Regions from separate parts of the Mus musculus genome. Here region 1 is linked to region 2. Evidence: chromatin contacts called from ENCODE Hi-C or POLR2A ChIA-PET data. All regions are on one chromosome and are shown on one strand. Each heading gives the region's core, a stretch centred on a gene start or an enhancer-like site at or near the end of the contact. The rest is flanking DNA. Distances are from core to core; before and after follow the strand shown. Region 1 holds the start of Saal1 (serum amyloid A-like 1). Region 2 overlaps Sergef (secretion regulating guanine nucleotide exchange factor).

The links. A loop is a pair of places that touch in the nucleus more often than their neighbours do. ChIA-PET counts read pairs that join two places held with the same protein, here RNA polymerase II (POLR2A).
Region 1: a loop to region 2 is called in a map of v-Abl transformed pro-B cells, with 2.6 times the contacts of the local background. The contact joins the promoter of Saal1 here to the enhancer-like site in region 2. A Hi-C loop is called at or near these places in 1 of 37 maps with a recorded cell type or tissue (v-Abl transformed pro-B cells). POLR2A ChIA-PET finds 5 or more read pairs at or near these places in 1 of 5 experiments (Patski).

Annotation. Positions count from the first base shown.
Region 1 is chr7:46,707,460-46,713,740 of GRCm38, reverse strand. Saal1 (serum amyloid A-like 1) reads left to right here and starts at 3,090. Exons shown (of 12, transcript NM_030233.1): 1 at 3,090-3,243; 2 at 4,764-4,877. The coding sequence starts at 3,109. It overlaps Saa3 (serum amyloid A 3), which reads left to right. Exons shown (of 4, transcript NM_011315.3): 3 at 1,014-1,152; 4 at 1,477-1,743. The coding sequence ends at 1,615.
Region 2 is chr7:46,604,171-46,610,159 of GRCm38, reverse strand. The region is part of intron 8 of Sergef (secretion regulating guanine nucleotide exchange factor); the gene reads left to right. Among named protein-coding and RNA genes, the nearest start is that of Sergef, 33 kb to the left of the region's middle. Within about 2 kb of position 2,424, at least 1 of the 3 ENCODE cell types and tissues checked has a DNase peak (open chromatin) inside an H3K27ac peak, as active enhancers do.

The sequences.
Region 1 (6,281 bases), core at 1,841-4,340, 100 kb before region 2:
GGACTTCCTCGTGCGTTTCCCTCAGCTTTTCTGCATAAGCACCATGGTGGATAGCACTCTTCCCTGTTCCTGGAGAGGAGGTAGGGGTTTTAAACCTAGTGTGTCCATTGCCACCAGAGTGTCAATCATCCTGCTTGTGGCAGTCTGTGGCAGAGACGTTCCCCTTGTTACCTCTGAAGGAGTGCTGAGAACTGCTTGGGGGAAATAGATCCTGGACATCCAGGTGGACTCAGAACAGAGCTGCGCTCACTCTCTCTGCCTGGAGAGCAGTTTCTCCCATTGCTTTGTGCTAGGCAAGAACTGTGGCTGCGGTGGTAACTGTAGCGTTTGGGAGGCCGAGGCAGAAGGATTGTGAGTTTCAGGCCATCCAGGGATACACAGAGACATAGGCTGTCTCTAAAGGAAAAGAGAACACAAGAGAAAGGAAAGGATCGGAAGCAGAGGGAGGGGAAAGGAGGAAGGGAAGCGATCTCATTTCACACCTTAGAAGTTCCCCTGGACCATTTCAGAGAGAGCTTCTTATGGTGACCGTTGTCATATGATGACGCACTCCCTAGAGATCACCTCTCCTCTTCTTACACGCTTTTTGAACAGCCAAAGACAAACAGCATGAAAAAACCAAAACAAAAAACAAAAACAAACCAAAAAGCTGGGCAGTGGTGGCGCATGCCTTTAATCCTAGCACTTGGGAGGCAGAGGCAGGCGGATTTCTGAGTTCGAGGCCAGCCTGGTCTACAGAGTGAGTTCCAGGACAGCCAGGGCTACAGAGAAACTCTGTCTTGAAAAAACCAAAACAAAAAAACAAAAACAAAGACAAACAGCAACAGAGCTAAGATGGGAGTCCATTGGGATAAAACCCGCTCCAATGTACTTCTTTGGGCAGTAAGAACTATTTATTTCAAGCTAGCAACATTTCTGTGGGTTTTGGGAAAAGCTGGGATGAGTTGGATAGACGTCGTAGCCCTCTGTTTTACCTCAACACAACCACCGCCATCACTCTCTTCCCTCTCCAGGGTCTAGAGACATGTGGCGAGCCTACTCTGACATGAAGAAAGCTAACTGGAAAAACTCAGACAAATACTTCCATGCTCGGGGGAACTATGATGCTGCCCGGAGGGGTCCCGGGGGAGCCTGGGCTGCTAAAGTCATCAGGTAACACGGGTCTGGGTGAACAGAGATTGACTGCCTTGGACAGCCAGGAAGGAGCTGTCTCTTCTGCAACCTGTGTATACTACCCGTTACCTCTCGATCTTCCTCTTTTCTGTGCATAGTACTGGAAGGGGTTGGTGGTCATGTGATTGCTTGTGGATGACCCCCCCACTTCCTGCTGCTGCTGCTCATCCAGTGTGAGGCTGACAGCCTGGGCAGGGTCCTACCAGCCTCTCCCTCCCCTCACAGCCAGGAGGAGAGAGTCCTGAGGGTGGAGCTACTGCCTGTGGGCTTGGTTAAAAATCTTCTTGTCCATCCTAATTACAGCGATGCCAGAGAGGCTGTTCAGAAGTTCACGGGACATGGAGCAGAGGACTCAAGAGCTGACCAGTTTGCCAATGAGTGGGGCCGGAGTGGCAAAGACCCCAACCACTTCCGACCTGCTGGCCTGCCTAAAAGATACTGAGTTTTCTCTTCCTGTTGTTCCCAGTCATGCTGCCCCCCGAGAAGAGGAGCAACTACTGGGTTGAGATATTTTCTAAAATCTGGATCCCTAAACATCCCAATGTGCTGAATAAATACTTGTGAAATGCACTTTGTCGCTGTCACTGTTGTTTTGAGAGCACAGGGCAGTCACACTGAGGGTTGAGGGCCTGTGGGTTAGCAGGGGACATCACTTGCTTTTCTTTTCTTTTTCTTTTCTTTTAAAGAAAGAGACAAGAAGAGATGGAATTGGAATATGACACGAGATAGCAAGAAAGCGCTGTGTATGGTTTCAGTTATGAAGTTGAAAACTAGATAAAAACCAATGCATTCTGGGCTATGGCCCAGTGCTAAGCATGACTGCCAAGCACAGGTGAGGCCCCAGCTTTCAGTCCCCTGTGCCCTCCCCGAGAGAAAAATCAGTAAGTTCTGACTCACTGTAAAATACGACTTACAAAGGCTGATGGCAAAATCACTTCCCACTGAGAAAGCATCAACTCTAGATGCCTCTCTGCAGATAATCTCAGCCCTTCAAAAGGGCCAGCCACTCCCATTTTGTAAAAAATAATTGCAGAAAAAAAAAGACATATTCTGCAATCATTTCCCCTGGGGTAGAAAGGCTTTAACACCAAGCTGGGTGGTTTGCAGTCATCATGGTTAACTAAACTAAGTCTTTAAGGTTATAGTTGAAAATCACACAAGACTGTTGATTACCTATGAGTAACTAGAGAAGCATGAACTGAGCTGTGTTTTCATTCAAGGTCAACAGAAAGGGGTATGGGGGGGGGAGAGAAAATAAAAATGAATAAAGCTACTTTCTGGTTATAAAAAGTGAGTCTGTGAGAGAAGGAGCAGGGACGCTTGAGTGGGTGATAACTCAGAAGATTCCATAAACACGAGACACAGCTAACTCAACTTCCTGCACCTGAGATTTTAAGAGAAAAGTAAGTTTGCAGAGCATGTATGCACACTTCAGTGTACTAGGATGAATCTCAGATAAAAGAATTAAAAACAAAAACCAACCAAACAAGAGTTTCTGGGCACCGTGGCACCTGCCTATAGTTCTAGCTGCTGGAAGTGGAGGCATAAGATGGCGAGTAGCAGGCCTGGACTACATAGCTTGACCCTGACTCAAACAAAGAATCAAATCAAAGAAAGATTAAAACTCCACAAGTGCGTGCTAAAATTGAAGTTGATGTAAGGTTTAAATCAGCACTAATGAATAGCTAACATATCTGGACATGGCAGTTACTGTGTGTGTGTGTGTGTGTGTGTGTGTGTGTGTGTGTGTGTGTGTTCTGTGCTCACTCCTAGCTCTGGGTGGAGAAGAAGACCCCATGGATCCTACAGGTTCCCGGACCTCGCGGGAGCCTGACGGCAGGGGGCGCTGTGTGGGAGCTGAGCCGTGTGCCTTGGGCTCTCTGGCGCGTCCTCTCGCCTCCTCCGCGGCTTCCGGTACTGTTGGCGCGCATCGGCATGGATCGAAACCCGTCTCCTCCGCCGCCTACCTGTGGTTCGGAGGATGAAGAGGACCTGGGTGGGGGAGACCGCATCGGGAGCACGGTCTACAGCAAGCACTGGCTCTTCGGCGTCCTCAGCGGGCTCATCCAGGTGCGGAGACTCGCGCAGGCGCCCTCCGTGCCCAGGGAGTGGACGGGATGCTGGAGGCTCGCGGGTGCCGATGGACTAACTTGCCAGAACCACACCGCGCACGTACTTTACTGGGCTTCTACTTCCTAACCCCACTGTCACGTACGAAGTCGAGACCCTACCATTCGTGTTTTGTCGGCTCTTGTTCTAGTGGAATACATAGTTTGGAGTCAGACAACCCTGATCTCCGAGACGCGAGCTTATCCCATGCTGGAAACGGGACTCCTTAACCCAGATCCTCCATTTCTTTCATAGTTTCTATTAAAACAAGATAATCAGTATTATCGTAAACAAGATTTTGTATAGGTTGAGATTATAATGAGGCTGCCAATAGATGTTTTTCTGCCCATTGCTGTCCATACCGCCAATTTCTGTTTTCTCTAAGCCATTTTCTACATTGCCAAAAAAAAAAAAAAACCCTTCCTTTTTATTATTTTTAAAGGTTGTTCTTGTTGCTCATAGGAGAACACTTTCTATTTCCTAACTGGGGATCCAAGGTTGGTTGTGTCTTCTTCAGCCATTTTACGGTACATTGTGTTCCATCACCAGTAGACAGTTGGCCATCTCCAAGCATGTCTTATACTTTCTGAGCACTTGTAGTCACCTCCGAATGCTTGCCTCATTTCCCCAGGACAGTCCTAACCTTCCCATAGATTTAGATTTCTTCTTTTAAGAGAAATGTGTGTCTTCTCCCAGGAGTAGGTCATTGGTCCCTAATTTTTTCTCCCATAGTTCTTTCACCAGTTCAGCACAGTCAGCCTCTTTCTGTTGTGATTGCCTGGTTACATGCCTTTCCTACATTAATCCTAAACCGTTTGGAACCAAAAGGGTTATATTGTTGTTTTCATTTGTCTGCTGCAGTGCCCACAGACCGTATTTACTTGAAGAGTGTTTAATGTGTAGATCTATCTAAGACTGTGGAAAGCTTTTGGAACCCCTTGGCAGGAATTTGATACTGGGCCATGACAAGGAAGTTGGTTCTGGCAGGAATCTAATTTTAGGCTAGAACAAAGAAGGCATGAGTATAACTTTGGGCTGGGGCCGGGAAGTAGGCTCAGATATCTTGGCCATCCTGATAAGCCCCTAGAAACAGTGATCAAAGGGGTGATCGAGGGACTTTGTTTATTGCCTTGCTTGTTCCTTGACTATTTGTGTTTATTGTGCCGCTTGTCCTTATTATTTGCATGTAATTAAAATGGATATAAAAGCAGATTGGGAAAAAATAAACCTGCCGCAGCCTCAGAACTGCCTGGGGGTCATGCTTACAATGTTGTCTGTCTTTTTTCTTTTTAATCCTCACTCCTGCCCTGGAGAACCTGTTGACTGACTGAGTTGGCTTGGTCACAAGGCTTTAGGTTTTAGAAACTGTTTTGTCTGAGGAGATACTTTTGAGAGATTGAGACTTCTAAGTGATAATATCTAATCTAAGTGAAGACCTATGAGTATTTTAACTGATTTTTTTTTCCTTTATGTCTCTGAAGATTGTCACACCTGAAAGTGGCACATCTGGCTCAGCTGATGAGGAAGAACAGGCAGATCTTGCTGAAGAAATGGAGAATGAGATTTGCAGAGTCTGGGATATGTCCATGGACGAGGTATGCGGATGGAAGTGAGATTCCGAACAGACTCAGAGTGGGGAGGTGATGAAGGGGCTGGAAAGATGGCTCCATGGTTAGGAGGACTATCTGCCCTCCCAGAGGTCCTGAGTTCAATCCCCAGCAACCACGTGGTGGCCCATAGCCATCTCTACTGGGATTTGAGGTATACATGCAGATAGAACACTCATATACATAAAATAAGTAAATAAGTAGAAAGGATCATTCCTCCACTGTTGGCGGAAAGGCCTATTCAGTGATTGCAGTCTCTCCAGTTTGTGGTTCAGAGTATGAAGTCTCAGGAGCTATTACTTTAAACATATATACAGTTCCATCCTATGGACATCATAGTATATTTAACATAGATGTGAACTAAGACAGCTATGACCACAGGGCCCCCAATGGAGAAGCTAGAGAAAGCACCCAAGGAGCTGAAGGGGTCTGCAACCCTATAGGTGGAACAACAATATGAACTAACCAGTACCCCCAGAGCTCGTGTCTCTAGCTGCATATGTAGCAGAGGATGGCCTAGTCGAGAGAGACCCCTTGGTATTGTAAACTTTATATGCCCCAGTACAGGGGAATGCCAGGGCCAAGAAGTGGGAGTGGTGGGTAGGGGAGCAGGGCGGGGGGTGGGGGGTGGGAGGGTATAGGGAACTTTCGGGATAGCATTTGAAATATAAATAAAGAAAATATCTAATTAAAAAAAAGACAGCTATGACATCACTAGGCAGTATGATTTCATACTGAGCTACTGACACATGTATATTTAGTTTTTGTGCCTTCCATTACTAGGTGAGATTCGTCTCTTTGGGGTCCATGTGCACTCTTGGGTCACCTGTTTGGTGTGCCCTCTTTAGGTGATATGGGTGGAACAAGATCTGTAGGGAGGAAGTTTAGGCTGTTGTAGTCACACTGCAGTCAGATATTTTGTTTTGTTGCCGGGTGGTGTGATACACACTTGAGAGGCGAAGGTAGGTGGATATCTGAGTTCAAGGCCAGCCTGGTCTATAGAGTGAGTTCCAGAACAGCCAGAGCTACACAGAGAGACCCTGTCTCAACAAACCAAAACCAAAACCAAAACCAACCCCCTTCCCCTTTTCTATTAAGGATTTTGGAAATCTAACTCCTTGTATTGGATGTATCTAAGTTTTAAGTTGTAAGTTTAAGTTTGAAGTTTTTTTTTTTTTTTAAATATTTATTTTAAGTATGAGTACTCTATCTGCATGTATACCTGCATGCTCTGAGAGGGCAGCAGATCCCATTTCAGATGGTTGTGAACCACCATGTGGTTGCTGGGAATTGAACTCATGACCTCTGGAAGCGCAGTCAGGGCTCTTATCCACTGAGCCATCTCTCCAGCCCAAATTTTAAGTTATAACAGGGTAAGATTTAGGAGTTGAC
Region 2 (5,989 bases), core at 1,175-3,674:
TTTTTATAAAAATCACAGACCAAGAAATCCTTGATTGCATTTGATGTGTGAGCATCAGTGAATCCCAAGCCCATGTCGGTTCACATGGAATGGAGTTTATACCCGTGATGATTTTTCTGTTTTGGGGCCAAGATCCCATCCAGAATAGGTTGGCAGTATAAATGTATACTCCTTCTTTGGGGCCTTACATCATGAAACCTCAGTGGACCTTAGGGAGGTTCTAACCTTGTGGGTCTATTTAAAGCAGGTGGTTTGGAATGTGTGATGCTTGCTTGAGCTTTTAGGCCTTTGAAAAACTCCGCAGTTGATCGTCAGATGGAACCCAGAGGACACTTTTGAGGTGGGTCATGTGCTTATTACCAAAGCCATAAGCACTTATCCCGGAACCCCTAGCATGCCCACTGGGGGTGGGAGCTCAGCGAATATTTGGTCTAACTTCAGTTCGGAGGCTGAGAAACCAGGAATGGCAGTTCAGGGAAGGACCAGACCTGAAGCTTCACGACTCTCAGTCAAGTGCTCCTTTGGTCCTGTCATTTTCTTGCCACAGACAGCGAGGTGTGGCTTATGTAAACCCAGGAGCCTGGCTACACTTGCTGGTTCCTTCTGTACAGGGACTTGTGCTTCCAGAAAGCCCTGCTGCTCAGTGGAAGAGCACAGCCTGACCCCCAAGTGGACAGGTGTATGGACAGAAGCCAGGGACAAGGTGCAGAAGGCCATGTAGTGACTCACGGGGCAGCATTGCTTTCTGATATTACACCAGCAATGCCATGGACTGCTGTCATTGTATGTCACTATAAAGTGTGGTAACAGGCATTTTCCTGCAGGAAGTTGGCAAGTGGAGTGTTCTTATCCTCATTTCACAGGGGAGTTCCCAGTTGATTGGTTGTATCGCCCTGGTCCATGGAAGTGGACAAAGCTTAGCTTGGACTCACTCCTTTTGTCCACATGTGTCACAGAATGCCCTGACTTCATTACTGAGCTACATTTATTCTTCAGAGAAGCACCTTTCTCTAGCTTTGGACAATGGGTACTTTATTGTCCCAAGTGTCTGGGAAGGACATGTAGTTATCTTGGTCCCCTTAGCATTTGTCTATGGGATGCGGAGCGTGTGGACCCTGCACTGTGCTGTGGAATGCAGGGGACTCTGAAGTCCAGAGCTACCTTCAGAAAGCTTGTGGTTGGATGAACAAATTAAATATTTAGGAGATGAATAAAGAGTGTGGTGGGAGGCCAGAGGAGTGGCCAGGACACCAGGGGCTTTGGGGTTTCTGAGAGGCGCTGTGGCGTGAGTCGAGAGGGAAGGGCAAGCGCTTGTGGTTGGGCTTTGGGAAGGTCACACTTCAATAGGTGGAGTGTGTGCAAGTTGGTTCTCTTGTCTTCTCCTTTCCTCTGGTAAGACTCCCAGGCCCCCGGCTCCTCTTTTTACCTTGTGCTGAGTAGGAGGTCTCAGACATCATGGTCTTTTGGAAACAAAATGACTATGCTTTATTGCCCGTTGAGGGAGTCAGCATGTCACAGCACTAGGAAAGGCCCAGGTTTCTCCTGTTACCACGTGGGACCTGGGAATTGACCTCAGGTGTCAGACTTGGTTGGAGGCCGGTGCCCCTTACGTCGAGCTATCTCGCTGGCCCTGTGGTTATTCTTATGGCCACCCCAGTTTCATTCTGTGACAATAAAACTGGCTTAAGAAGTAATCAGGATCGATATATGTGTTCAGACAGTGATTGTCATGCCATGCACAGCTGCCTGATTTCTAATGACAGAAACCAATGAAACAAAGGGGGGTGGGTTGAAAGAACTCAGGCACAGTCACATGCTGGAGCGTCACACTGCCATTCAGAGGCGCGCTCAGGAGACTTAATGCTACAGGGATAGCCTCGCACGGTACTTTCTAATTCTCAGCTAATGTTATAAAAAGATTAGGAAGAAATATACCAGAATATTACCTCTGATAGGTCTGATTAAAGTGCATTTTATTTTCTATGCTAGCAAGGCAAGACTCTTAAAAACTCTCTGGCTCCCCCTTCATTCGTGTGGCCAGTCAGAGGTTGTAGATATTATTCTTTTTAAATTTTACTTTATTTATTATGTGTGCTGAGGGGCAGGGGGAATGCACACGTGGATGGACAGATCTTCCGGTCTGATGGTAGCCTTCGTAAGGCTATTTCAAAAGGAAAGTGAAAATGGCTTACTCTTTCAGGCCAGGACATGATCCCCTTTTAGTGAGTGAGCGCAGCGTGGATGCCCTTGACGAGTCTCCTCCCTGGACCTCAGTTGAGAGGTCACATGGAGAAGAGGCAAGAGGCTGTAGCAGGAGGCGGGAAAAGTGGGCTCTATTTTTGGCTCAGTCATGAGTCAGCTTGATCAGCTTGGGCTCCTTTGGGCATCCGTGAGCCTTTGTTTCCTCATCTGCAGAGGGGACTTGAAAGTCATGAAAGGTCTTGATGCTCCAGAGTGCATCTGTTCCCAAGGACAGAGGGTTCCTTCACTCTTGTGGGGACAGCTGAGGGGCTGAGCCGGTCGACTCTGTCTTCCTTGGAGTTAGGTACTTTTGGCTAAAGGCCAGTGCAGGGTGGGATTGAGTGGGAGCATGGCTAGCTAGCCAAGCTGGGAGGGGGAAATTGACTTCATCTGGCCACTAGAGGGCAGCATTGTTTGATTACATTCCCTTGAGGAGCCTTGGCTTGCGTGCAGGATTCAGAGTCTAGCATTTTAAAGGAAAAAGGACTTTGGAACACACCCTACAAAACATCAATAAATACATAGCAGATGTGAGATGACAGAGGGAAGGATGGCAGAGTGGTCTGCGTAAAGCCACACGTTGCTTTTTTTTTTTTTTGGCCCTGCATTACGTAGCACAGAAGATGGCTGCAGACAGAGCCAAGGGTATGATATGTGGGCCCTATAAAGAGCAGGCATGTGGTTGAGCGCAGGAAGTCAGGCTCCTGCCTGTAGTGTGTGGTGGAGCGCAGGAAGTACGCATGCATGCATGGCTGCCCCTGTCTTCACCCATCTGATGACTGCGTAGATTAAAACCTAGCTTGTGCTGGCTCCTGGGGCTGTCTCCTGCAGATGTTCTTGCTACCTGCCCTCCAAGGTCCGAGGATGGCAAAGCTTTCCAGCAAGCCTTCCAGCTGGTGCCCAAGCTGTTTGAGTTCGTAACTATTTTCCTGGCTTTGCAAGAAGTGTTTGCAACATTGTGTTCCCACCTTCTGGAGGCTTCCTTTCCTCAGCCCTGGGCTAACTTTAGTTTTGATCTGCAAGTGCCCACTTACCTTAAACATTGTGGTAAAGTAAAATTGTGTACTGTCCTGGGAGCCTGGCAGCTAGGCAACCTTGGGCAGGCCACTTCCTCCCAGTGAGCTCAGTCTCCTACTGCAGCTGCGTCATCTTCGCTAGAGGCGAAAACCTGGCATTGTTTTCTTTTTGTTGTTGTTGTGTTTGGCAATGGATACCCATTGATCTGTGGCCTGGAACAGTGCAGGGTGTGTCCGGCGGTGAAGGAAGAGCCACCTTTAGAGTAGGTACATTCACCCATGGGGCATGCCCAGTGCTTGCCTAAAGCCAAGGGCAGCAGGGTCTGCCCACCACCAGATGGCAGCAATGGGCAGGCAGACAGCCTTGGGGACAAGGTGTGTGTGTGTGTGTGTGTGTGTGTGTGTGTACAGCATTTAGAGTAAGAATTAGCAAGGTCAGAGCTGAAGGGATCTCAAATCCTCGCTGGGCTTTGCTCATGAGATGAGCTGAGGTTGGCTCTTTAGCTGGCTGTCCTATGGGAGAGCCGGAGATTGGGGTCTGAGCTAGAAACAGTGGGGAACAGCAGAGATGCACATTTCTTTGGCTGTCTTGATTCCCACCCACCTACACACAGCATGGGCAAAGGGCTCTGTTTTGACCAGGACCTCCCCTCATTAGTTCTCCTTGAGGTCAAGGCTTCCAAAGCCTTGCTGGAGACAGGCTGAAGAGAGTAACATCCAAGGTTGGAGTAGGGGACCGGTGTTTGCCAGGCACCCGTCATATATCAGCACTCTGCCCAGTTCTGGTTTGTCACATACAGATTCCTCGTAGTGTCCTGAGCTAGGATCCCTTGCCCCTGCACTCCACATGCAGTCCAGGGCTTAGCAGGGTTGAGCGGCCTTTTCAAAATAGCATAGATACTTAAGAAACAACGTGGACCTGTGAGCCCCCCCCCCACCCCGGTCTGGTCTCACCTCTCACCACATTATTTCCCCTCCCTGTGACCTCACTGGGTGTGTAGCAAGTGGCTGTCTTACTTTAGATGGACCGGGTAGCTTAGAAATAACAGAACCTTATTTCCCACAGTCCAGAGTCTAGGAAGTGTTACCAAAGTGCTGGCAGTTCCTCTCTGAGTCTACTCTCCTGGCTCATAGGCAGCCATGGCCTCTGACGTGGCAGAGGGGCGAGCACACCGCTAGTGTTCATGAAGACCCCCACCCTCTGACCTTGTCACCTCCACAGGCCCCTCTTCCTCGCACCATCACGTCAGGCCAGGGTTCCAGCCTATTTTAGGAGGATGCTGACGCTCAACCTCTCACGGTTTCCTAGATCTTAGTGCTGGGAGGAACGGAGCCGAAGATAGTGGAAAGAGGATTGTTGTGGCAAGGCCGTCGGCCCCGCTCAGACTCCTCGATGGCCTGGGAAGGGCTCAGAGGTCACTGGCAGAGGCTGGGGAGCCATTCGAGGAAGTCTCCTCTTTCCTGGGGAGGATTGATTTGTTCCAGAAGTGCTCTCAAAGCGGTCAGGCTGTAATTTTGTCGTCATTTTTAGGTTCTTGACACATGACACCATGCTTTGCCCTTTCTCAGAGACCTTGCAGTGTCTCTCTGGAGCTCTCTGATCAGTGACAGCCAGTTCCCTGAAGTGATCTCAGTGCGTGCCAAGAGGACAGTGGCCCATTTTGAGGAATCTTGGAGGAATCTGCTCCTTTTCAATCTGAAAATGATTTTACCTTAGGCAGCTCTGAAGGGTGAGCTCCGAGTTCCAGTTTGTAGTTGCTGGCACCCAGGGTAAGTCCTTTAGCCTCTCTGGGCCTGCATTTTTCTGCCTGTAAAATGAGAGCCATGATCATAACTTCTCTGCCCCACAGGGTTGGGCTGTTCACTTATTCATAGTTTCTGTCTGCATCCCTTCACACACACACACACACACACACACACACACCCCTCTGCCTTGGCTGAGGTTGGGCAGGGTGTTCCCTGCAGGAGGAGGACTGAGAGGCAGTCTCTACAGTGAGAGTACACTGTGGTGTCCACTGCTTGGTGTAGGCCAGGCAAGGTGGGAAGTCATGGGACATGTGCAGGTGTGGTGGAGTGGGTCCACATGTGCTGCCAAAGCAATGCCAGGGGTTTCCATGAGGGACTGAGTGTATGATAACTAGGAGTTGTACAAGGAAGGGCCCTGCCTCTCTGGCTCTTACAGGCTCTTCTGCCCAGGCTTTAGCCATTGGCTCAGAGTGAGGTGCACTGGACTCTAAGGGAGCCCTTTCCTCTAAGGGTTGGGTCACTCTTAGTATCCATGACATAAGGCTTGAGTCTTCTGGCTCCCTGGTCTGTCTTCTGGTCATTTAGCAAGCCATCACGTTTCCTTTCATCTTGTACATTTTATTACTATGTGGATGTGGATGTCTGTAGGGGGCGAGGGTATATATGTGTGAGCGTGTGTGTGCCATAGCACACACGTGACACATGCAGAAGTCAAAAGACAACTTTCAGCAGTCCTATCTCTTCTACAGTATGACTCCCTGGGATTGAACTCTTGTCACCAGGCTTGGCAGCAGGTGCTTTTAACCACTGAACCATCTCGCTGGGGCCTTGGAAGTACCTTAGAGACTTCAATGATAGGGCTTTTCTCCGTAGTCCTCTGAAGAGGTGGGGGTGTTTGAGGGAGGGATCCTCATTTATCAAGGTAAGTCATTCTGCTAGGATTTACATACATCATCTCTTTGATGCCTATGGAAATGTTGTCAGGT